5 separate regions of the Mus musculus genome follow, and regions 2, 3, 4 and 5 are each linked to region 1. The links are chromatin loops, found by intact Hi-C in ENCODE. Cell type or tissue: gastrocnemius. All regions are shown on one strand.

Evidence for each region. Peaks named below come from ENCODE experiments on the same cell type or tissue, not always from the same donor. Only the 100,000 strongest peaks of a DNase experiment are listed, where the experiment ranks them.
Region 2: it touches region 1 in a loop (2.8-fold over the local background); 20 of 42 quality-filtered maps call a loop at or near these places.
Region 3: it touches region 1 in a loop (4-fold over the local background); 12 of 42 quality-filtered maps call a loop at or near these places.
Region 4: a loop joins it to region 1, with 2.9 times the contacts of the local background. A loop is called at or near these places in 12 of 42 quality-filtered maps.
Region 5: a loop joins it to region 1, with 2.2 times the contacts of the local background. A loop is called at or near these places in 8 of 42 quality-filtered maps.

What each region holds. Positions count from the first base shown.
Region 1 is chr8:125,567,041-125,572,040 of GRCm38, reverse strand. Sipa1l2 (signal-induced proliferation-associated 1 like 2) reads left to right here and starts at 2,178. Exons shown (of 22, transcript NM_001357372.1): 1 at 2,178-2,386. In gastrocnemius, CTCF peaks have their summits at 746 (motif pointing right) and 2,995; DNase peaks (open chromatin) are centred at 2,066, 2,987, 3,461, 4,276 and 2 more places; H3K4me3 peaks cover 3,113 bases; H3K27ac peaks cover 2,228 bases.
Region 2 is chr8:125,731,744-125,736,743 of GRCm38, reverse strand. It overlaps Ntpcr (nucleoside-triphosphatase, cancer-related), which reads right to left and starts at 2,541. Exons shown (of 5, transcript NM_025636.5): 1 at 2,395-2,541; 2 at 514-676. The coding sequence starts at 2,428. In gastrocnemius, no CTCF peak of the experiment used is centred here; a DNase peak (open chromatin) is centred at 2,526; H3K4me3 peaks cover 1,402 bases; H3K27ac peaks cover 1,542 bases.
Region 3 is chr8:125,667,702-125,672,701 of GRCm38, reverse strand. Map10 (microtubule-associated protein 10) reads right to left here and starts at 2,884. Exons shown (of 1, transcript NM_028908.3): 1 at 1-2,884. The coding sequence starts at 2,832. The coding sequence ends at 157. In gastrocnemius, a CTCF peak has its summit at 2,618; a DNase peak (open chromatin) is centred at 2,878; H3K4me3 peaks cover 1,516 bases; H3K27ac peaks cover 1,857 bases.
Region 4 is chr8:125,343,076-125,348,075 of GRCm38, reverse strand. No RefSeq gene overlaps it. Among named protein-coding and RNA genes, the nearest start is that of Gm30713, 40 kb to the left of the region's middle. In gastrocnemius, no CTCF peak of the experiment used is centred here; DNase peaks (open chromatin) are centred at 2,293 and 4,115; H3K27ac peaks cover 502 bases.
Region 5 is chr8:125,484,946-125,489,945 of GRCm38, reverse strand. All of the region lies in intron 3 of Sipa1l2 (signal-induced proliferation-associated 1 like 2), which reads left to right. Among named protein-coding and RNA genes, the nearest start is that of 4930566D17Rik, 35 kb to the left of the region's middle. In gastrocnemius, no CTCF peak of the experiment used is centred here; no DNase peak of the experiment used is centred here; H3K27ac peaks cover 386 bases.

The sequences.
Region 1 (5,000 bases):
AGGTCAAATCTTGGGGCTTGTTAAGGAAACCAAACTGGCTTTACTAAGCTAAAAGGTAAACAGATGCAAGCAGCAGGCAGATTGGCTGGTACCTCTTTGAACGATCTCTCTCTCTCAAGATTTATTTATTTAATGTATGAGTGTTCTATCTGCATGTACACCATCATGCCAGAGAGGGTATTAGATCCTATTACAGATGGTTGTGAGTCACCATGTGGTTGCTGGGAATTGAACTCAGGACCTTTGGAAGAGCAGCCAGTGCACTTAAGGCTGAGCCATCTCTCCAGCCCCTCTTTGAACTCTTAAGACTGATGTAGGGGGCTGGAGAGATAGTTCCGTGGTTAAGAGCACAGACTGCTCTTCCGAAAGTCCTGAGTTCAAGTCCCAGCAACCACATGGTGACTCACAACCATCTGTAACAGGATCTGGTGTCCTCTTTTGGTGTGTCTGAAGATAGCTACAGTGTACTTACATATAATAATAAATAAATCTTTAAAAAAAGACTGATGTAGGAATTACTTCATCAGAAGTTAAAAAAAAAAGTTTAGAATTGGAGAGCGAGAGTTCCTAGATTCTGTTTTCTTAAGAATTCCCAGGGTAATGAGGCCTTTGAAGGGCAGAGAGGGAGGCTCGCAGGACAGTAACAGGAGATGACGAACCTATGGTAGCTCACTCTAGCTTTCATTTGCTTGAGAGATTGCTTGAAGTCATGTATGTCCACAGCATGGCTGCAATGACCAGAGAAGCCAGAAGAGGGCCTCTGATCCTCTGAACCTGGAGTTACAGATGGTTGTAAGTTGCCACTGAGAGCCTGGTACAGAAGCCAGGTCCTTGGCAAAAGCAGAGAACGCCCTTAACTTCTGAGGAATCTGACTCACGCTGGCTTTTAGACAAGCTCCGTTGAATGCCTCATGGCTGGTATTTTTCTTGGAAACCCCAGCAATCTCCGTACCTTCGCCAAAAGAGGCATTTTATATTTGTTTCTGTAAGATACCTGAGCCCGCAGCCACGCCCTGCCTTCCTCTCTGGCGCTGTATTCCACAGTCTCTGCCCCGGTTTAATCTGCCCCCTCCCCCACCTCACCCCCAAGCACAGAGCAGGGTCTGGTAAAAAGTTTCCCAGAAAGCACTGCAGCACAGGACTTTTCTCAGACTTCATGTTTGTGGAATGCATACACAACTTCTGCAAACGGTAGGTATAGGGAGACCATCCAGAAAGACCTCAAAACCTGGAAATCTCAGGAGCATAATGTCATATACAGGTTGCTGGCATGTTTTACAAGGCCCATTCCTACGCATTACACCTGTATTTAAAATGATATATAAGAGATTGGACAATGTGCACGCAGAGAAATGCAGCTTGGGTGGGGACCCACTGTTTAAACTTCACCAGGATGTGTGCTCGTAGTAGGAAGCACTGCGACAGGGAAGGAGAGATAACATTATTAACATTATCTCTTCCAGGGAGGAGTTCAAAGTCCCAAACAAACCATTTCAGGACTCTGGGGACGTAAGGTGGAGCCAGCTCTGCCACCTGCTCCGGCCTTATTTACTCCTCCTGCCCGTGCATCTCAAAATAGAGCCCAACGCCGCTCTTCTGCAGCCGGCCGCAGGTGAGGCTCCCGGCGGTTGGGGGTAAAGGGGGTAGACAGGGCCGGAACACCGAGAGCAGGCGTGGGCCCGCTCGTGCATCGCTCCTGGCTCAGGTTCCCCGGCCCGCGCGACTACAGCTTGCACTTTTGCGTCAAGTCCGTCCCTCGGGCTTCGCCAGGCCGTGGTGACTCTCAAGGGTCCGGACATGGTGCGAGCATGTACGAATGAGAGTCCACACCCGGAGAGCACCGGTCGTTCCGAGGGCACCCGGGCTCGCGAGCACTCCGAAGCCGGCCGCCTGTCCCCGTAAGCCGAGGCCTCGCGCTCGCCGCGACCTGGAGAATCGCTCTCCGAGGACGCTCGCGCTCGCGCGCGCCCGACCGCGAGGGGCGAGTCTGGCCAGGAGGCGCGCCAATGGGCGTGGGCGGAGCGCTCGGGGCGGGGCCTGTCCGGTTGGCCAATGGGCGTGGGCGGAGCTTTAGGGGCGGGGACCGTCCGGCCACCGGCCAATGAGAGGGGGCGGCGCGCTCGGGGTGGGGTCTTTCGGGGCACCGGCCAATAGGCGGGGGCGGAGCGCGTGGGGGCGGTGCCGGGGCGGGCGGCGGCGGCGGGAGCCGGCTGCAGACGGAGCCGGGCGGCCGAGGACGCAGCGCGGCGCCTGGCGACAGCTCGAGCCGCGGGCGCAACGGCCGCGCGGGGAGCGCGCCCATGGGTAGCGCGGGACGGCGGCGGGCGGCGAGGCCCTGGCTTCTGCGCGCCGGCCCTGGCGGGGTCCAGAGGACCGCGGCTCCGAGGTGCGTGCCGGGGGGTGCGGGGTGCAGGGCGCAGGGACCGGACCTGCCCGGCTGCGCGCAACTTGCGGGCCGCTCCCCCGGGACTCCCGCTCCTTTGTACGCGCGGGCTCGCGTCTCCGCGGGTGAGGACCGCGGTCGGGAAGCGACCGGCAGCGCCGGCACATTCATTTGAGCCTGGTCGCAGAATCCCGAGAATCAATTTCGGCTCGTCTCCCGGAGAGCGAAAGCCGAGGACAACTTGGCGTCACCCCTTGGGGAGACGTTTGTCGTCATTAACCATCTTCGGCTACATTAATTCAGTCCGGGCCAACGTCAGCACGGGCGAACGGACAGCAAGTGCGTCCTCACGAATTGGGGCTGGGCGATACCTGATTTTGGTCAAAACAGGTCTTAGGCGCTTCGGGTTCTGCTTGGAGTTGCCTCGGTCTGCGCAAGGATGGCTTTGAGAAAGAAGGCCAAACAGCGAGGGGGAAAGGCAGAATGCAGAACACCCCAAAACCCAAGTCATCCGCAGAAAACGGGGCGTCTTGGTTATTCTCATTGGTTTTCCCCAGTAACTTCAAAATAGTCCCAGAAATGTTCCTTTTGTCTGCGGTTTCACTTCTAAACTTTAACACTAGATGGCTTTCTTATGACAGGCATTTTAGTCCGCTGCCCGCTTGAGTTTCCTGCGTCTGCAGTCTAGGCTGGGATTTATTTATTTATTTAACGTCTTACAAATTGGAATGAAAGGAAGAAACTATCCCAAACTGCTGCTTTATTTGAAACATAGTACTCCCCTGTAAGGCTTAAACTGGTTATTATATTTCTTTTTTCAAATATGGAAAGTGGGCTTTGATCTCTAGCGACCAGAGGTGACTACGAATGAGCGAGCTGCTTGTTACTGGGCTCTGCATCGCGGAGGTCTTGATGTCTTTGGAGAATGTGGAGTTCTTGGGTGGGTTTGGTGATAAGAGCTGCATAGATTTCGACATGCTGTTTATGGCTAGCTGGAGCGGTTTCCGGAACAGGCAGCAATGGGATCTATTGCAGGGGGTGGAGGGTGGTTGGGAGGGGGGAAGAATAGTCTATCTTCAGTTTTGGGCGCGTGTGAGGCTGTTCATGCCTAAGGGTTGACCGGCAGCATTTGAGGAAGATCTGTAGCTGAGTGCGTCTGCCTGAGTCATACTGAGGGTTGTGTCACGGACCTCTGCGTTTCCTTCTCCCCTGGTGAGATCTGGCTTGTCTCTTCCCAGCACGGCTTTTTAATGACTAGTACAGTCTAGTCATTAAACTAGTGCCTCTAGTTAACCGATCAGTGGCCACAGCAGATTCTTACATTCTGGGTTAAGTACTTTTTTTTTTCAGGGGGTCGGATTTGGGAATTAAACCTATAGGCTTGGGTATGATAGACAAGCACCCTACCACAAAGCTACATTCCCAGCCTCATTTATTGTTATTTCAAAACAGTGAGCCATTTACTATTATTTTGAAAGAGGCTCACTAAGCTGCCTAGGCTGACCTCACGCTATAGCTCAAACAGACTTTGAACTTGTGGTCCCCTGCCTCATGATTGGCTTGGATGACAGGTGTGCTCTGCTCCACCCCAATTCATTTTCCTTACTTTTGTTCTACAAGTAAAACATCACAGGTAGCCCAAGTCTTGCCCTGGTGGTAGGCAGGCTTATTAGCTGAAGAAATTGAAATTTGGCTTTATAGTTATTTCTTGTGGTTTGGCTGGCTTAAATTATAACGTTAAATTTGTATGTTCTAAATTAAAGTGTATTCATAAATAGCTAAAGGGGGGGGACCCCAACTGGGTAAATGTCTGGGGAACATAGCAAACAGGAAGGGCTTCCCTCAGTACCCACGTGCTACCTATAGATGGGGTGAGGTGAACTTGCATAAGAAGCCCTGTAGACATTTCCTCCGGAGGATGGAGAGAGCACAACACAGCATCCAGTTAGGAGGTGGAGGTGGAGCTTCTGCCTGGGAGTGCGGCTGAGAATTGCACTGTCTGGCTTAAGTGTATAGTTTTTAGAGCATGATTTTGTTATTGTAAAATATTAGGCTCTCGCCAAGAGCGTTTGCTTTAGCGCTGTAACTTCTAGCTTCGTTAGTGGGATCATCATCTTGGTCAAAGCTATGGAGTATACATTTGGAAGGTGCAACCCCTCTCCCCGTATGATAATGCATGGGCTCTTTGATACCTGAGCTTAGTCACTTTTCCAGAGTTTGGGGAATCCTCTTCACCTGAGATAAAAGGGACAGTTGGTTGGATACACTTGAAGATCTATTTCTGAAACAGGTGTTAGTACAAATCATTATTATCTGGTAATTGAAGCTGGCTTGACAAGGCCGTGCACAGGCCTCCCAACTGTGCTTCTGTTTACATGGACCTGCTTCTCACCCTTGGCTCCACCAGTACTTGTTAACCCCAGCTTTAGAGAACCTTGGCTTGTCTTTAAACTTCTGACCTCAATGTGGAGGTAGTTTTAGATATGTGTCTTTACAAAGACACCGTGAGTCCTAAGAGAACATGGACTGACCATACTTGTTTACTTAAGTAAAATATGAAGTCAAGCCTTGTAGACTACAAAAACCCGAGGTCTAGATTCTCTTCCTGAACCTACAC
Region 2 (5,000 bases), 160 kb before region 1:
ACAAGAGCTGAGCCCAATGTGGCAGGTCTCCTGTCATCGTTCTAACTAGTCAGGAGGCTGAAGCAAGTGAAGGCAAGAGAACAAAAAGCTTAGGGGCCATTGGGCAACTTAGACTTTCTCAAAATAAAAAGTAAGCAAGGGGTTGCTGGGCATGGTGGTGCACACATCTTAGTACTAGGAAGCAAAGGCGGGTGGATCTCTGTGAGTTCCATACATAGCAAGACCTTGTATCAAAACTAAGGTTAAAATTAAACAGAGAGCTGGGGGTATAGCTTAGTGATTGAGGCTTGCCCATGACACTTCCAGGGCTGGCCACCATGGAACTCCAGGTACTGGGAGACTCCTTGTCTCAGGGAAGAGAGCCACAGAGCAGGACATCAGATGTCCCCGTTTGGCCTCTGCACAGACCCATGGACCACATGCACTCATACAGAGAAGAAATGTTCCCAAGAAGTACAGAGGCCAGGCTAGAGACACCCCACCCCCACCCCTGCAGAAACAAAACACCAGTACCCAACTCTGGACAGAGGCCCCTGGGCACCAGACAGGGTGACGACATCGAATCCTATCCTCTTCCCTTCCTGCCTGACTTCTTGTGTGTAAAATCCATCCACGGGCAGCCCGGAGGACTGCAGGACCTCGATGGCTTTCTGGATCAAGGTTGTTTTGCCAACCCCTGAAAGAGACAAAGGAAGAAGAGGGGTCAAGAAGTTTTACCTTGTCAAGCCCATCTGGCCTGCAAAAAAGCAATAGCTGCAAACAGGACGGGCTGCAAATGTCACTGCCTGCCAGATTGCTCCAGGTGTGAGGGATTTTCCACCCCAGCAGAGGCAGGCGGCGGCATGAAGTTTACTTACTTCTAATGCAGTCCCAGGACATATCTGGGACCTCCTTCACTCCTAGATTTACCCTCTGTTCTGGTTTAAATCTAAAGCATCCCTCCAGCCACTCTTGTGTCTGATCAGGCAGATGGTACTGTGTGGGGAGGTCGTTAAGCCTTTATAGGGCATGAAGCCTGGCTGTGAAGGTGGGTCAGTGGTGGTGGGCCAGAGGGTTGCAGCATAATCCTTATGGATTTTAAGCAAAAGTATGTATGTGCCAACAGCAGATGTTTGTGGCCTAGAACAATAAGGAACAAAGGTCCCACACTTAGCTCCTGAGGGTGGAGTTCCCTGGGGCTACCCCCGCTTTTTGTCTTTTATTATTTACATCCCAAACACTGCACACATACACACACCCCACCACCAACAAAAAGCCTGTCACTTTAACATTTCACTTTAGCTCTCATACCAAGCAGGCAGCACTTTTATTATAAGGGGAGGGGAGTATATTTATGGGCCAGCAAGACGGCTCAATGGGGCAACAAGAACCAACTCCTCAAAGTTGTCCTCTGACCTCCACACCTGCGCACACACTCACATACGTAAATAAATGCAACTTTCAAACTCCATATATCCGTATTTCCAAACAGACAACACACAGCAGCCCAAGAGCTCTTGACCCAGAGGCTATCTCCTCACAGGGATTGTTATGTTAAAAACAGCTGAGCAAGCCAGACAGTGGTGGCCCATGCCTTTAATCCCAGCACTTGGTAGGCAGAGGCAGGTGGATTTCTGAGTTGGGGCCAGCCTGGTCTACAGAGTGAGTTCCAAGACAGCCAGGGCTACACAGAGAAACCCTGTCTCAAAAACCAAACCAAAAAAAAAAAAAACCAGCTGAGCAAAGCCCCCTCTGAGATGACTTACAGATGCTGGTCAATATTTAGGAAGAGGCTGAGAGGCAGTGGTGCTGACAAAGGGTGCTTTCTTTTTAAAAGTCTCGCTAACTTGCTGGAGAGGGGCTTAGAAAGCCAAACCCTTTGGGATGTTAGTGAGACACACTGGAGTGGGGCCTGTAGCGCAAGGGGCGAAGCATTACTAACTCTTGAGACAGGAGGCAGGGGTGTAGAGGTGCAAATCCGGGACTGACAGTACTCCCAGGTTCTCCTCGGGGAGGAGGGGAAAGCCTGTGAGTCCGGTGTTCACTAAACCTCTTATGAACATAGGTATTGATGATGGCTCCGGGTGAACCCTACAGCAGGAAGCTGGGGACCCAACTGCACCCTGATTTCAAATGCAGGGCATGCTGTGCAAGGCCGGCGCGCCTCCAACTGCGGCCCCCTGCTCCTCCCCAAAGCCTCTGCCTGTTCAACTGACTCTAAAGTCTACAGAGTACACCTGGGCCTCAGTGGCGCGAGACCCGGGTGACAACCGGTCCTTGGGGACATGTAACCGGTGCTCCCCAGTCCTCCTGGCCTTCCCTCTCGCCGGGTTGCGATACACCAAGCCAGGCCGGAGACCGGACAGAGGTCCAGGCGCTCTACCTCCCCGCCAAGTCCCGCAGGCTCTGGGTCACCTGGAGGCCCGGTGAGGAACACGTGCCGCGACATGTGCGTGGGGGTCTGGGTGCGGGGTGGTCCAGAGCGGGGCGGTCGGGGGTCAGAATGGGCGGCCAGGCTCCACCCCTTACGCTGAAGGCCACGCCCCTGTCGGCAGGGAAAGCACCGCCCCGCCCCGTGGTCGCGCATGCGTTTCCAACGCTCCCCCCCCCCCCTTCCCGACACACAAGGCGCACGCGCATTCTTCCCTACTCCTGGTGCTATGTGGCAGTGGCTGGCTGTAAGGTCTGGGAACAGTCCTATGTGCCAGACTCACGTGAGGTGTCTGCACGGATGCATTCGTGGAAATTCCAGATACTTGGCCGTTGCTACTTAAGTATCTGAGTTCTGTCCCTGAGACCCTCACCTCAGGCTGCAAGTGAGCTCCTATGTAGCAATAGAAACCCTCCTTGAAGGAGCAGCCGTTGGTGGGATTTGAACTCCGTGTACAATGTTCACTTGGCTGCGGAGCAGTCAGCTGGAGAACAGCTAACCTCAATTTATCCTGGCCTCCACCTCCCGAGATGAATATCTGAGACAAGGTAGTAAGAGTCTAAAGATCTGATTAAGCTTTTTTATTGCAACCTGGAAGTAGAAGGAGCTTCCAGTGACCTGACCTGAGCGGCAGAAACGGCAGAAAGAGTTGTGGAAAGCAGAAACAAGAGCAAAAGCGAGGCTTCTCTCCGCAGAGTTCTCCCCTTCCATTGCTGAAAAAGAACTTCCTCACTGACTTCATTCAGCTGACTGGGACGCCCATGCTCGGGGGAAACTAGCCCAAAACAGTTTTTTCAAAGCCAGTTTGATGGTCATCTTAGTGATAGTGCCTTGATTCCATTTTGGCCCGATCTGGACTGCTAGGGGCTCACACAGCAGCTTGGCCCAAAGCGATGGCCTCCTTTAGACTGGAGTAACTGGCATTGGTCCGGAGAACTTGAACCTGTTTGCAGGAGGTTTTCAAGCTTGCCCACGTTGCAGACCTCTGATGCAGGCGGACTTCCTATCCCCAGCCATGCACCGAATCCCTCATCTCTGCTCCATACCTCCACACTTGTCTATCAACCCACAACTGCCTTACCCAGAGAAAGTGGATCCTTACCTCAGTTAGCCTCGAGACTCATTCCACCAGCAAATGAAGTGGCAGTGGCTTTTGCCCGCGATGTACCTGTAGACCCTTCTAGTCGAGCATGCGTGCAGTTGGGCTTGTGCTCAGTCACCCTCCATTCTGGATGAGAAAGCCATTTCCAGGAATCCTTACCTTTAATTGGTTTGCGAATGTAATATACATACACACATTCACACACACACACACACACACACACACACACACACACACACACATTTTTGGACTCCTTTCAGCAGGCAATATATGCCAGTTTAACAGCTCAGTTTCCTGCTGTTTAAATCACCTAAAAAGATTGGCAAGCCACACCTGCCACTGTCATCTCAGTGTTGTTTATAGCCCTGTGTTACTCTAATGGAGTATTATTACTTCTTATCCCAATGGGTAACTTGCCTTCCGCATCTTGCACCTGCATGGACTCAGAGAATGGCTGATGTAAGCAAAGCAAACCCATGGGAGAACCTTACACAGAGAGACAACATGTATAGAATCCTAAGTGCTTCTTGTATCCAGAATATTCATTTTAAATATTAACCCTCTAGAATTTTCCATCGCTGGCAAGGGGACTGGAATTGTAAGGCGTTCTGGGAGTTGGGTTGTTTTCGGTAGCTCAGAGACAGAATCGACATAGAGAATCAATACCGGAGGAAACAAAGAAAATGTCTACATCGATCTGCTTGGCCTTGGGCACTCTCCCTCTTCCTCTCCTTCTCTCTTTTTAAGACAGGATCTTTTCTGTAGCCCAGGTTAGCTCAAGCTTCTCCTGCCTCAGCTTCCTCAGTGTTGGGATTACAGTCATTCGCCCCCAAAACAAGTTAGATGGAAATCCTTCATCCATTAAAAGAAAAAAAATGAGATGACAGTAGTATGTTCACTATATGATAATTCATTGAATGAGTGCTCACTTGGTACAATTTCCACGAAATAACAACATAGTTTCAATGATTTATATGTAGTAAATTAGCATCAAAGGGTCACAGCAAGTGAGTACAATACTGATTTCAAATTTGGTTATCTTGACTCGTGTGTGTGTGTGTGTGTGTGTGTGTGTGTGTTCATGCATATATGTAATTGTGTGTACAAAAGCCACAGGACAGCCTCTGGTGTCCCTAGGGAACCATCTACCTTGTTTTTGAGACAGTCTCTCGCTGGCCTGGAGCTTGCCAAGTAGGGAATCTTCCTGTGTCTGCTTCCCCAGGCTTGGGATTATAAGTGCACAACACTGCATCTGACTTTCTAATATGGATTCTGGGGGATTGAACCTCAATCCTTGTGTGTGCAAGACTTTGTCATTCCATCTAATCAGGGTGCTATGGGGTGGACATGTACCATCCCCAAAGGATGTATGAACACCCCACCACACACAATCTGTGAAGGTGCCAAGACATGCGACCAAGGAAAGTGATCAGTTTGGGAGAGTGGAGCCCTCATGAATGCAACCAGGAAGTCTCTAAAGCCTGATAG
Region 3 (5,000 bases), 100 kb before region 1:
AGTATAATCAGTTTGTAGGGTAAGAAACATCAATGATAAACTATTTACATTTCTTAAGAACTACCACATACATACTAAGGTTATGTGTGAGTTATTACAACTCTGCAGTAACAGCACCCAGCAGCTATAGAACTAGTTTTTTAAAATAGCATACTTTCACACTGTGTATCCTGGAAGTTTATTTATTACTAACTCGCAGATGTCTTTGCACTGTCTGGAGATGCGCAATGAACCAAGGCCATCTTCTTCTTCTTGGAAATCAGCTAAGTCACTGTCATCTATGGCCTTGAGTTCTAGCTCAGACAAATTTGATGGCTCGTAAGAACTCACTTGAGATGTCCTTGGTGACTGGCTCTTCTCAGATGACTTGTGACCAGCTCTTACTTTAAGTTTAGTGGAGCTGTCCCGTCCTTTCCTCATGACTTTTGAACTACCTGGATCTGCCTGGTTTTCCTTTTCATTTGTCCACTGTGATGAAAAGTCACTGGTAGAGAGACTGGATGCTTCCTCCAGACTATCATGAATCTTCAGTGCACGGGATCTTTTATGAGAACACACTGGTGAGCCAGCAGAAAAGGGAGGGGTGAGCACAGAACTCGAGTCACTGCTGTTTTTCCTTGTGGACAGCCTTGCCTCACTTGACTTGCTTGCCCGTGAACCCTTTTGCACATGTTCTACCCCTGTGCTGCTGTCGGGAGCCGGCAGACTTCTGCTGTTATTCTCAGTTGTGCAGAAATCTTCAGAATAACAAGGGCTGGTGAACCCATCCCGATACAGTAGTTCTGAGATGCTCTCGCATGAACTTTTTCTACTGGTTGGTCTATTTTCACTTGTATCAGCAGCACTTATGGCTTTGACTTGCCTACCATCTTTCCCCTCATCCACAGTTTTGTCAACAGTAGGTTCCTGTAGGGAAAGCCCTGGGCTTGGGACTTTGTTTTTCCAGTTTCCCCCGAAACTATTTGATCGAAGAGATCTTTCTGGGGTGACAGAGCCTGCAGGGCTCACGGGTGCTCTCAGAGCAGTGACAATGGTTCTGTTTTCACTCTGGTCAACCATTTCTTGTTTCATGGCATGGCTCTGTTTCACTTCTTTAGTTGTGCTTGACTCATCAAAGCCTGCCCTGATTTGCATTGAAGTATCACTACCTTCCTCAAAAGACCCAATGGAGTCTAAAGATTCATCCCCGGGCAGCTGTGGTGGCAACTGGCTTTGAACTGCCAAGCTTGGTAGTTTCCCATTAGAGTCTGTTGGTGTATCTGCGGGCAGCTGTGGTGACATCTGGCTTTCTGCTGCTGAGCTTGACACCTTCCCTTTCCAGGAGGGGATTCGCAACTTTGGCCCCACAGCTTGTATCTGTGACCTCCTGTACTGTTCTCTCTTTTCATGTACAACCAGCATGTTGGGGTTTGTCTGCTGTAAACGCAGTCTCAGTGTATTTGTTAAGCCATACAGCAGCCTCCCCTTTGTAACCTTTGGTGGGGGGCTGCCACCGATCTTTGGATGTTTTCCTTTAGGGTTCTTTTTAGACTGGGGATTCACCAACTTTTCATTTTCTCGCACAGAAAGCTTGTTGCTCTTTGATTCCGACGGGGATGTGGACTTGGTGGAAGGGTCTGGCCCCTTGTCTTCACCTCTGTACAACCAGGCTAAATGGGGATGCACCTGGGTGGGGCTTGCCACGGGCTGGTTGCACAGCAAGGACAGCTCAATCAATAAAGCATTCAATAGTGGCAGCTGTCTTATAGCATTGACTGGACTTTGTTCAATCTGAGGAGGACACGGAGCTTCGTTCGCTTCTCCTGGACCCTGAGTCTGAGGAAGATTTGGAAGCACAGGAGGGCTCTCCTGCACTGCAGCTCTTGTATGTTTCACTGGCCTTAAGGGAGGACTTACGAGTTTTGTTTCGGGAAAAATGTCATCTAGATCCTCAGGTTCATTTCTCTGAGGCTCAATAGTGATTTCAACCCTGGCTGAAGGAGTCTTTTCCTGAGTCAGGTGAGTGTAATACAGTGGAGGAGGGCAAAATGTGTTGGTTTCAAAGTCCAGTTCTGTGACATCCTGACTGACAGAACTGACAGTTTTCCCACTGGGAGCGGGTGAACAAGGGGCAGAAGCCATGTCCCCAGAGCTAGCCTTACTGTGTAAGACCGCTTCTTCCCAGGACTTCTGGACAACTGAGGCGTCTGAGTCCCCTGCAGACCAGCTGTTGGTATCCTTGGCACATGGCTCTGAGCCCTCCAGAAGGCGTGCATTTGAGACACACTGTAGACATCTGGCAGAGATGCCTTTGGTGCATGGCTTCGAGGTCTCCTCGGTTCTTGGCTCTGACACCTCCAGGGCTTCGGAGTCCAGGATACAAGCAGGGCTCAGAGGGCCTCGCAGCTGCGGAACCCCCGGGGAAAAGCGTCCCAGTTCGGTCAGGCGATAGAAGAGCGCCAGCTCCCCAACACGCTCGGCCTCTGGCCCGCGCAGGGCGAATACACCTCGCTGGCCCAGGGAGGGGACCAGCAGGATGTCGCAAGCTCCCACCAGGCCGGGCGCAGAAGTCGGGCCCACGGGCAGTTGCAGCAGGGCTGCGCGCAGACGCGGGCGCCGCAGGGCGGCAGGGTGCAGGCGCAGTAGGCAGGCCTTGCCGCGCCCGAAGCTGATGGCGCCGCGCTGGGGCTCCGGGCCAGGAGCGGCCGGCGGGAAGACGAGCAGCGGCGGGAAGTCCAGCAGGCGAAACGCCACAGCCGGGCTCGCGGCGCACGGCGACAGCCCGGTCTCCAGCCGCACCCAGTCCACGAGCAGCTCCAGCGAGAAGAGCCGCCCGGCCGCCGTGGTCGCCATTGCTGTTGCCCCGGGCGACGCCGCCAGCTCGCTCCGCCAACCGGAAGCGGGAGCGAGGGTCACGTGACCGGCCGCGCCCTCGCGAGACTTGACTTCCGGCCCCGAGTGCTCTTGGGAGTTCTTTTGCCTATGGGGTTTTGTCGGAGCAGCTGCGTGATGCTGAGGGAGTAGACGCGCTCAAGCAGCACTCTCTCTAAATTTTATATAAATGAATATAATTTCTATTTTATATTTCATCACCGCAGGTCCTACGTCTTTAGGGATCACGTACCGGAAGTAAATGGGCCGCCCTGCCCATTTAGGCCTCAGAGCCTGCTGACCACTGCTCAAGTCAACCTTTTTTGTGGTTGCTGTGCATCTGTCAGAGGCTGTAGCTTCTGTCACCGGCTCCTTCCTCTCTTTGTCCTCTCACACAATGACCACTAGTAGGCCATCCTGCCCTCACCGGACTTGTGGCTTCTTGAAGCCTCAGGAGGTTTGACCTCAGCTTCCATCGTGACCACCTTGCATCGCCCAGGTGTAGGGGAACTCTCAGTGTATTGGGACAGTGCACCCTAACACCCACCAGAGCCCTCACCTCCCACCCTGACATCTGACCACCCTGGTGTGTCTTCAAAAAGACTCTGTTATGTTAGTTGATGCAGAATTCCCTACGGATGGGAACCCACTAGCTTCGGGTCTTTACTATATAATATGAGGGGCCGGGGGAGAGGGATCATGTACTATCCTAAGGTATTGAAAATGATGGGTCAGGGCTGGAGGTGCAGCTCAGTGGAAGAGTGCTTGTTCACTGCATACAATCTCCAGTACCACCGCCATGAGAGCGGAAGAAGTGATTGGTTCAGTTAGTAGGCAAATGGCATTGGTACATATGTCTGGGAGGAGCGGTGAGTGAAAGTAGTGTCTGCCACTGGAGATCTGTAGTGCACAAGCTACGCACAGAGGAATTTAGCACCAGCCCATTTTACGATTTTACATCTCAGATCCAAGTTCAGAAGCTCCACAACTTCCAGGGTGTCTCGAAGATTCCCAACCCTGGTCTCTCATATAAGACGCAGATCAGGAGTCTCCCTTCCTATTTATTTGATCTAAGTCAGAGCTCACAAAGACACGTTGTGTTGGTCTCATGTTGTGGGTGATTCTGAGGCAGACACAACCCTTGTGCTTCTCTCTCTCTCTCTCTCTCTCTCTCTCTCACACACACACACACACACACACACACACACACACACACACACACGTCACTGTCTCACTGTCAGGATGGTAGCACAGTCACAAGGATAGAGTAGAAAAACACATATGCAGTCATATAGTCCTGGCTCCCTCAGTTACACCATCAAGGGAAGGAGGGAAGCAGGTGACCAACTATCAGCTGTGATGCTCCACCCTCCACAGGCACCAAAATATGCTGGGTTCTTACCAGCTTCTTGTTGGTCTTAGTCCTCTTGGTAACCTCATCAGTTAGGTTGCATAGCAACAAGTGTTCAAGCTGCAATAGATGTTAGATCTTCCTGTCTTTAGTTAAGTGTGGAAAACTAGCAGCATCCATGTCAAAAACATGGCTCAGGGAACAAAGACCATCAAACACTCAACAGCAGAGAGGCAAATTCAGGGCCTCTCTGGAGGTTTATTCTGTAGAATTCACTACAGCAGTAAACAGTTTATTCTGTAGGAAAATCAGCCTGATGTTTGTTTGTCTTTGAGACAGCAGGGTCTCCTTTGCCACCCAGGTTTGATCTTGTGATCCACCCATCACAGCCTCCAGTGCTAGGATCACAGGCATCAGCCCCCAAACCTAGCTTGGCCCAACCTGCAGAGATGGGTTATATTTACAGGTCTGTGTGCCTCCACAACCCAATTTCAGGTAATGCTGGGAATGGAACCTAGAGCTTGTAGTATGGTAGGCCATGCTCACCCACCGCGTTACATCCTCAGCCAAAGTCTTCATTATTGCATCTGTGAAGAAGTATATGAAAGTTCCTGGTATCGTTTTCTTTATGATTGTGTGTGTGTGTGTGTATGTGTGTATATGTGTGTGTGTGTGTGTGTGTGTGATGACTTGTATGTCACTGTGTACTGACATACTGTTCACGACACATGTCTGGAGGTCAGAGGATATCTTTTGCGGTCTTCTTCTACCCTGTTGAGGTGAGCTTTTCTCTTGTTGA
Region 4 (5,000 bases), 220 kb after region 1:
AAGTACCAAAAGCAGGACAGAAAGAAGACAGGATTCAAGAAAGATCTCTGAGCAAATTTAGTTTTATTATTATTATCATTATTATTATTTTTTTAAAGCTAGCCATGCCTGGTGGTGTGTGACTTTAATCCCAGCACTTGGGAGGCAAAGGAAGACAGATTGTTATGAGGCCAGCCTGGTCTACACAGCAAGTTCTAGACTAGGCCACCGAGGGGCCACACAGTGAAGAAAACCCAGGAGCAGATTTCATTTGCACTCAGCTCAGATCCCTTGGACTCCTCCCTCCCACAAGCCCCTGCTTTCCCATCAGCTGTGCCTTAGTGTCCCTTAGCTGTGCCCTCTGGTGTCTCCTGGGAAAGCCATCAGGGACAACTAAGGTTCCTAAGGCACGGGACTAGCATGGACAGCACCAAGGAGACACGGTGCAGATCAAAGCTCATCTCCACCAGTGTGTTAGGGCCTGGAGTCTGCAAGTCTCGCCACAGCCTGCCAAGGCAGCACAGCCTGCTACAGATCTGGGTCTGGCGACACCTCGACCTCTCCAGGTTCTTAGCAAAGTGTGTTCTGGCTCCAAGAGTCTAACTTGGTGTGTGGGGAAGGCCTGCTCCTAGGTACTGGAAATGCCACTGGCTTTGACCTGCAGCACGGAGCTGCAACGAAGGTTCTGTGGCTCTGCTCACTAAGCTGGAGTCCCTGTGACAGCAACACTTTACAGTACAGGCTGGACACACTCAATTGTCATCTTCAAATGCACCTGGCTGCTCTCCCCAGGCCCAGCATGTAGATGGGAGGCTAGGCTCACACCCTCTTCCCCTGATTTGGCCTTCTCAGGAGATCGGCTTGCTGATCAAAGATTGCAGAGGGGGCCCAGGTCACTGAGGGGCCGGTCAGGTAGGTAGGATTCTGACTGGAGAATCTCCCACCTCAGCTATGCAGCAGACTTGTGTGTCTCTTTATCTTTAATTTTGGAGATAAACAAAACGGAAGCGGAGCTCGAAAAAAAAATGCATGAGGCATTTGCTTGAGCAAATAACAAATCCAATTTAAACATTGCCCCTGTGACTCTTTCTATTTGATACAGTTGGATCTGACCGTAGGGATCAATTCTACCTGAGAGGGGTTGGGACGCCTGGTCTCAGAGCCAAATAGAGTTCTTAGAGATTTACGAGAGAGAGTGCATTAGTAGTGTGAGATATTTGGGGTAGACAAGATACATGGGTTACTTGGGAGGGCGGATGGGGAAAGGGGGCAGGGGGAGCCACCATCTATAAAAGAAACTCTGCGTTATCTTCTAGGGTGAGTTTTCTTCCCTTCTCTCTACTCCTTTTCATGCCAGCCCTGGACTTGGCTCACATGAGATTTCCACTGTGAGTTTCCAAAACGTTACTTTTCCACGTGAGCCGTGCCCCTTAACATGTCAATCCCTGGCCATCCACAAGGCCATTTTTCCTTCCCAGGCTTGGATTCTTTAAGCTCCAGACATCATTAGCTCTTTCTTCAGTTTCTAAACATCTGCTCGGTGGTCTCCCTGTGGACATTTGCTAAGTAACGTGGTTTATTTGGGGTGCCCGAATGTGTGGGAAATCTTTTCATCCAGCCACCAAATGACATTTTTAATCTCATCTTCTTTTAACTTTAAAGAACCAAGATGATTTCCTTATCTTCTACATGATTTGTCATTTGAGCGGGAGCCAAGGACCTGCAGGAACAGAATCTAGGCCCTTTCCCTGAAAGCTCTTATCAGGCAAAGTTTACAGCCAGAGAGCAGATAGAGAGCAAATGACGGTGGCCACTGCCCCTTGTCAGGCTTCTCCAAATGATATTATCCAGCCAATCTTTCCCCAAAGCTCCCAGGGGATGCGATTTCTCATTAACTGTAGGTGACGTGTCAACGTCCTGAGTGCTTTCCCTTTTTGCTCCCCAGGAGCCTCAGCTCCTATGCATTTTCATTCTAGGCACTCATCAAGTTTTTCCTTTTCTGTGATCAGGAAAAAGGAATCTTTAAAAGTAACTTAAGAATTACTGTGTGTGGAGGTGTGTCGATCGGCGTGTAGGTATGCCTATGAATGTCCAGGTACTCACAGAGGCCACTAGAGTCCAGTCCCTTAGAACCGGAGTCACAGCCCGTTAGGAGCCTTCTCACGTGAGTGTTGGGAGCTGCATTGCTTTGCAGAACTGAGCAATTGCCTTTATCAGATTGGTCTACGGGCCTGTCTTGGGGAATTGTCTTGATTGATAATTGGTGTAGGCGGGACCAGCCTACTTTCAACCATCCCTTGGCAGGTAGTCCTGGGTTGAATAAGCAAGCTAGCAGAGTGCCAGAGTGAGCAAGCCAGAGCCAGAGAGCGAGCCAGCAATCAGGTTCCCTACGGTTTCTGTTTCAGGATTCTGATTAAGTTCCGTCCTTGATTTCCCTCAGTGATAGATTGTGACATAAGAGTATAAGCCAAATAAATACACACGCACATGTGTGTGCACACACGTGAGATTGTATACAAAGGGGCTCTAGCAGGCCCAAACATGGCAAATATGGCTCTGGCAGACCTTGATCTTCTCCCCCATTCCCTCTGCCTTGCTAAAACCCAGTTAGATTCCTAAAGCTAGCCACCAAGGTCTATTCCTTTATTTGGCAACTTCCTCCTCCTGAGGCTGACCATCAAGGACCAGCAATCAAAGTATTGAAGTCCAGCAATCAAAAGCCCACTTTGGCTCACCTAATTAACATGCTCAATTAAAGTTAAACACTTCATCCTAACGCGGGGCTTTCCTCTTTCCCTTTATAAACCACCATTTGCCTATGGGCCACATCTCTCTCCTCTCTATCCAGAGGCAATTCTCTGTGTCCCACCCACTCCAGTACAAATACCCCTCCCCCCTCTTGTGAATGAATGTTTGTCTACTTGTGTGTCTGTGTACCATTGGCATGCTTGATGCCTGTGGAGGCCAGAAGAAGCTGTCAGATCCCCTGGAACTAGTGTTATGGGTGGTTGTGAGCTACCATGTAGTTCTGGGGACTGAACCCTGGTCCTCTGTAAGAACAATCAGTGCTCCGAACTGCTAAGCTCCCCACACCCCTCACCCATGCTCAAACTGTTTTATGACAGCAGCAGAGAGAAAACTAGAACAGGGTGCCGGAGAAAGTGGCGAGATAAATGCTCGTCTTCTCAGCCGTCTCCTCAGCCTGCCTCCGAGTGTCCTGCGGTTTCAGGGCAGAAGAGGGAACTCTCTTAATTATTTATTATAATTTTCCTATGGTTTACTACCTTACATATTTTATGCCTGACAAATATGCGGCCTGAAAAATCTTCCCCACAAATCAAAGATGACTTGATGGTTTTGTGGAGTTAAAGTTTTTAATCCCGAGGGAGCACATGAGCATGTGGGGTATTTCTGGGGGTTTGCCTTGTGGATGTTGCAGTGGGGTGATCATCTATGTGCGGGCACTGGCCTGAAGTCTGGGATCCCAGGGGAGGAGGGCAAAGACATCTCAGGTATTTAGAAGCAGCAGTGAACCCAGGGGAGTGACCTTCTCGGCTATCAGACACATCTCCAGGTCCCAAGACAGAAACCTAAGCCTTTTCCACAGCTCAGAGGCCCAGAGTGCTCAGCACCTCTCTGATCTTTTATCCCTCTCTCCTGCCCGATTACTGGAGGCTGAGGAGAGGACAGTGGCTGGCTCTGATGTGGAGCTCAGAGCAGCCCACGGAATATCCCTGACAGGCGCAGTGTGGCTGCCAGACAACCAGGCTTGCTAGCTTTATAGAGACTCTCTTGCCTGAACCCTCTTTCAGAATACTTCATCTAAGTTGCCACAGGATGTGACCAATGCCTCAGGATGCCACCCACAGATGTTTGAAGGGTCCCTGGGGGGCAATAGAGACCTCTCATCCCTTCCTCTGCTAGCTCGGTGACGAAAGAGCCGGGTGAGTGAGTCAGACGTGGGCAGAGATTGTCACACATAGATCAGTGTGTTTACATCCTAGAGCAATTGGAAGAAAAAAATAACTTGTTGTATCTCTCCACAAGTTGATGACTCATCCATTCCTTGCGACGTGTTTTAGCTAAGAAGTAATAACTCTTCATTAGGAGGCTGCCCAAGGGTGCTGAGTTGCCATGGCAACGGCCCTTCACACAGACAGACGTTCATGATCTCCCTAGGTATCTCTTCATCTGACATCATTCCAGGACATTCAGTATTTGGACCGGAACATAGAAGTATGGCAGACATTTGTTTACAAGGATGGGCATGTCTGTGGCGGTGCCTGAGTACCCGAGAAGGGCAATTTGTCAATTTATATGGGGTAGAGATATATTTAGTCCTTGGTTATGGAAACTAGGAAGGCTGGGAGCATGGGGTTGACGTCTTCTCTGCTCATGATGAAGCAAAGGGTGTCACATGGTGAGACACGGCAAGCTGGTCAGAGGAAGTGAAGGTGCTAAGGAAGCCAGTCCTGAACAACCTGTCACTTGGTTAATGCTAGAGTAAAGGAGAGTGTTCAGTATCTCCTCCTTTCGGTAGTGCTTCCCTGGGGACCAGGTTTCTAAGGCTTGGACTTTGTGGAATATATAGCAGGGTGCATATAAGTGTAATAGATGTATGTGTGTATAATATATGCGTATATATATTACATGTATAATACATATCATATAATACATGTATTAAATAATATATTGCATGCATATATGAATATATTACACATGTGATACATATTGTATAACACATGTGCATTATAATAATACATATCATATATATGTATGTGTGTACATATGCAATATAATGACACTATATAATTATAATATAGATGCTTTCTCTAGGCTGGACAGGACCCTTGCCATCTTGAAGTAGAATAGCTGTGATCCTCATGAGATCTGGTCTGTTAATGTTCCTGCATGGAGGAATGGGAAGAATTCACCAGGCAAAGGAAGCACAAGGCCTCCCAAATACCCCCACGAGTTCCCTCCTCTCCCAAAGATGTCAGTCACTATTAAGTATGAAATAA
Region 5 (5,000 bases), 82 kb after region 1:
GAGTTGACCAGATGTGTGTGGCTCACATGAGCAGGTACAGAGTTAGGCTTCCTTCTGCCGTTGTTCGGGACATCTTTCATATAGTATAGAATAAATTATTTCCACTTTTCTCTGTCTGACCATCTGTGTGCGACACAGGCTTTGTCACCAGAATGCTCCTTTCCCTGTTCCCAGCTCTCCTGTTTGAGTTCAGTCCTTGTCACAGGAAAGCCCAGAACCTCTGACTGACACCCCCATGTCGTGCCCTCCCTTACGTAGGAACTCTGGAAAGGAAGAAGACAGCTAGTTGCTTTTGGCTTTCGAAAATGACCTCAGCAAAACATGCTTCCTCCCCAAGACTTGTTATAGCTAGAAGCTGGCACATGAAATCAAGTCTGTAAGTGGCTTAGCATCCAGGCTGAGTGCTGGAGAGTTGGGCCTTCAGGAGGAAAGGTTCTCAGGTCCTAGTGTGCAAAAGCTTAACAGCTCCCACTCAAGTGCGTCCATCTCACCTCCAGAGTGTGTATGAGAGGAGCCAAGTTTACTGCCCCTGACTGATGGCACCACTGGACTTGTTAATGGCCTTGGAGTCTGTTGCAGGAAGTGATTTCTAATCTGGCTTTTCTGTCACTTGTGTAGACCTCTCTCCAGTGACCTCTGCCCTCTCTGATTGATGATGGAGACACTGGAGAGCTTTGGAAGCAATGCTCTCAGACTATTTAGGTTGGTAAAGAAATAAGTTAATCAGCTCCCAGAAATAGCTTGTGTGTACACACCCTGGAGTGTATGGTAAGGAGATGTAGCCGTGCTGGCTGGCAGTGCAAGACTCTTGGATTCATTTCTGACTGGGGGCTAGGCCGAGGACCTAGGAAGTAGCTGGAAATCTGAGTTCTAGACTGTCCTGTGAAGCCCACAGAATAAGGAAATGCACCAAAGGCCCTGGTTTCTCACTGGGAGGAAGCCTGGGAAGCCCAGCTGAGGGGGAGTGGCCTCAGAGGAAAGCTGCCAGGCTTCAGTGTAGAGGAGACTCCTGCTTCCTCAGGGCTACTTGAGATATAATTAAGAGCAGGAGTCATTAGGGACCAGACATTGGTGGCTAGAGTCCTGAGGATTCAAGTGTAGAGACAAGCTTAACCCCAGAGCCTCAGGGGTGTGTTTCAGAGAGGATGAGGCCAACAGCTGTGAGCCCTTGCTCTCCCTCCCTCCATGCTCTCCCTCCCTCCATGCTCTCCCTCCCTCCATGCTCTCCCTCCCTCCATGCTCTCCCTCCCTCCATGCTCTCCCTCCCTCCATGCTCTCCCTCCCTCCATGCTCTCCCTCCCTCCATGCTCTCCCTCCCTCCATGCTCTCTCTCCCTCCATGCTCTCCCTCCATGCTTTCCTCCATGCTCTCCCTCTGCCCACTTAGCTTCTTCCCTGCTGCGATGTTGAAATACTCTGACAAATGCAACCTTAGGGAGAAAGAGTCTATTTTAACTCACAGATAAGTAGGATCTATCATGAATGGGAAATCTGGACAGCAGGAGCTTGAAGCAGTCAGGAAACAGAGAGGAATGAGTGAGAGCCAGTATCCAGTATGTCCACTCCATTTTACCCAGCCCAGGAGTGGTCCCACTCACAATTAAGATGGCTCTTCCTATGTCAGTTACTGTAATGAAGACTGTCCCCACAGGTGTGCCCACAGGTCAGTCTTTCAGCTTGTCAGGTTGACAGTGCTTGCTTCAAGCTCCCCTCCCCTCGCTCCTTCCCTGCCTCACTTTTTCTTCCGTCTTTCAGTTTCCCCTTTCCTTTCTCCTTCCCCATCTCCTTCCTATATAAAATGGCATCTGACAGGACACATTTGACTTTCTTCAGCGGTGGAGGCAACTTGGAAGAAGCAGGGGGCAAGAGAGTGGCATGAGGCTCCCTCGTGGTGGCAGTGGCACTGCCCAAACTAAGCTGCTCCAGGGGAGCCTCATATTATCTGGGTTCACGTCTTCATCATCTCCCACAAGCCCCCACCCAGCTCCCTTCTCTCCAGTGCTTGCCTTCCTCTGCAGCACTGAGAATGAAGGATGCTGCAGTCAGAGAGTTTCACACTGGGTTGGAGCTGGAGGTGTTTGTGCAACGCTTGCCTCCCATGCGCAAGATCCTAAGTTCAGCAGCCAGTCTAATAAACAGAAATCCTGCACTATCCACCCCACCTCAACACCACGTTCCTATTTAGTGTCTGGGAACTCAGGAACTACCCCTTTGCCAAGGCTGAAGTGCCCGTCTGTGGAAGTCCGTGCTTAATAACCCAGGGCTGTGAAAGGGCCAGATGGAGAACATTAGTGATTCCTAGCCCACCCAATGCTGTCTTCAAGATGAGCTAAGGATTCAGGGACACCCTGCAAAGGACTTAGAGTAGTGCCTGTCTCACCACATGGGTGTTGTGCATTTCGTGTGTGTGTGTGTGTGTGTGTGTGTGTGTGTGTGTGTGTGTGGTCTTCTCTCCTGAAAGAGGCCATTACCTCTGCCACACCCAGACACAGAATTAAAGGCAGCACTTTGTTTTGATGGTTAAGAGATGAGGAGAGAAGCAGAAGTATGGGTGTATGTCTGGTGAAGCTGCCACCTGGCTCCACACACACTCACCCCCCCCGTGTCACTGATGCTAGCCTGGGGGCTAGGGGAGGGGCGTGTCTTATGAATTCCCTGAACTCTCTGCTGAGTCAGCCATGACTTTCCTTTGAGTTTCATGTCCCTGCCTTTTCTTCCCATTTTATAGAGTCGGTGACTAAAAGGGAGTAGGGCACTGTTAAATTCACGAGGGTGAGCAGAGTGCCATCTAGCAAAAGTACTATTCTAAGACACATGTTCCTCTCTGAGAGGACATTGTTCATGGACTTGGCTTAGCCTCTCTCCGTGGCCCTCATCACTGTTGCAAACAGGTCCATTGAGTCCAGGAACTCGTAATAAGAGGAACTACCCAGATGACCTGGGACTCTGGCACCAAGGGACAATGCCAGGCACTTGCTCTCCTGTGCAGGCAATGAGGCCGTAGAGAGTCAGTGTAAGAACCTGCAAAGGCCTGTTCATACCAGACCCCAGCAGGTCTTAGGTCAGCATGGAGAAACAGGAAGGAGGGTGCTGCTTATCTGTGAGGCTTGCTTGATAGCCAAAGTGGAGACCTCAGGCGTATTCTGCTCTGGTACAGTAAGATGGATCTTGCGCCCGCCAGACTGACCAGCAGTAACGCTGCAACAGGATCCTTCTGCACACGTTTATTGGGAGAGCTTGATTGCAGAGGCGAAGAGACCCGGAGCCCAGAACTGGTGCTGCTTATATAGGCCTAGGAGAGGCGTGTCTCACACCCGGATTGGTTATGCATTACGCCTCATTTGCATGTTCCTCATCTGATTGGCTACTCTCTCTCTCTGTACCTCACAGAGCCTCATTATCATGCCCGGGCCAGGCAGTGTCTTTGCAAAAAACTTTACTGCATATGTACACATTGGTTGTTTGTCCAAACTTATGCGTGGTGGCCAGCAGTAGTCAGTGCCACTCTGCAATGGCACATGTGGCTTCCCACAGATGGAAGTGAAGGTTACCATCATGGTAGGTCCCACAGGTTCTGGAATCCTAATAAAGCCCACTGTGCATCTATCTGCTCAGCTCCAAGCTCCATTCGCTCGCCCATCTCAGAATGTACAGAAGCTGGACAGCTGAGCTTCCCCAGCAGCCTCTCCTCTTCCTCTTCTTCTTCCTCTTCCTCCTACTCTTCTTCTTCCTCTTCCTCCTCTTGAGACCACTCAGCTGAGAACTGCAGCAAGTAGAAGAGGCGGCAATGGCTCCCTCCATCCCTTGTATGCCATCACATGTATGCCCATGCATTTGGAGACCTGAGGTTGGCCCTGGGAGTCCTTCTGGACCCTTTACCCTTCTTTTAGAGACAGGGTATCCCGGCTGAAACCAATGCTCACTGGTGCCACTGGTCTGGCTTGCCAGGTCACTGTAGGAACCTCCTGCCTCTGCCTTCCTTCCAGTCAGGGATTAGGCGACATTTGGGTGGGGTTTAGGAATGCAGTCTTATGCACATTGTCTGTGGGGAGGGGTGTGATGAACATCTTATCCAGAGCCATCTTCCCAGCCCATAGCTTGGTTTTCACTTCTCGTGTGAGGGCATCCCCCAGAGCTGTTCATTGGAAGTGCTGCTGCCAGGCTGTCTGCCATCTTACAGCAGGTCACATAATCTCTCACCTTTGACCCCTTCTAAAACATGGGCCTTCATTGGTTTTGTATGAAGCAAGTGTAATATTTTTAAACATTTCATTATTTCACTTCAATGCTGTGGGTTTTCCAAGCTTAATAGTGGTTTGGTTAAGGTCGGATCAGAATCACATGACACCAATACCTCAGTCTCCCTGCATGGGGAATGGGCTCTCATAATGCAGGAGTATGGGTTTCTCAAGGCTGAGTGTGACTTCACAGTGGCCTGAGGCAGGATCTTCACTTGCCCATTTGCTGGGCTTTTATTGTCTTTTGTCCACAGCTCCTAAAGCCTGGTGTAGCCAGCGATCTGAAATACAGGCACACAGTTGACTAGAGGGAAAGGTGATCAGCTGGGCCACTTCACCCCAGTCAGTAGCATGCGAAAACAGAGTGGCCAGCTAGTTCTTGAAAGGCAGAGGACCTGTAAGCTGCTTTTTAGGATACAGGAGTCACAGGCTTCAGAGGCCTGGAGGACGTGGGTCCTGGAGCTTGTGACTGCTACGATCTTGCTGTGGGTTTTACCACTGGACCAACTGCCTGGTTGCCCTCGTCCATCTCTGCAGCCCCCGGACTCATTGGTGACTTACCAATTAATCAGTCTTCCTCTTAAGATATTGCAGAGTCTAGAAACAGCCTTGGGCTGGGGTCCCAGGCACCCCAGACCTTTGTCTTCCTTTCCCCCTTCTTGATGGGGCAGCCAGGGTACAACACCAAGATCCTGTGACTCATTCCCACACTGCAGTCTTGTTAACCTCTTTTTCTTATCCTGTGCTATTGTATTCGTGTGAT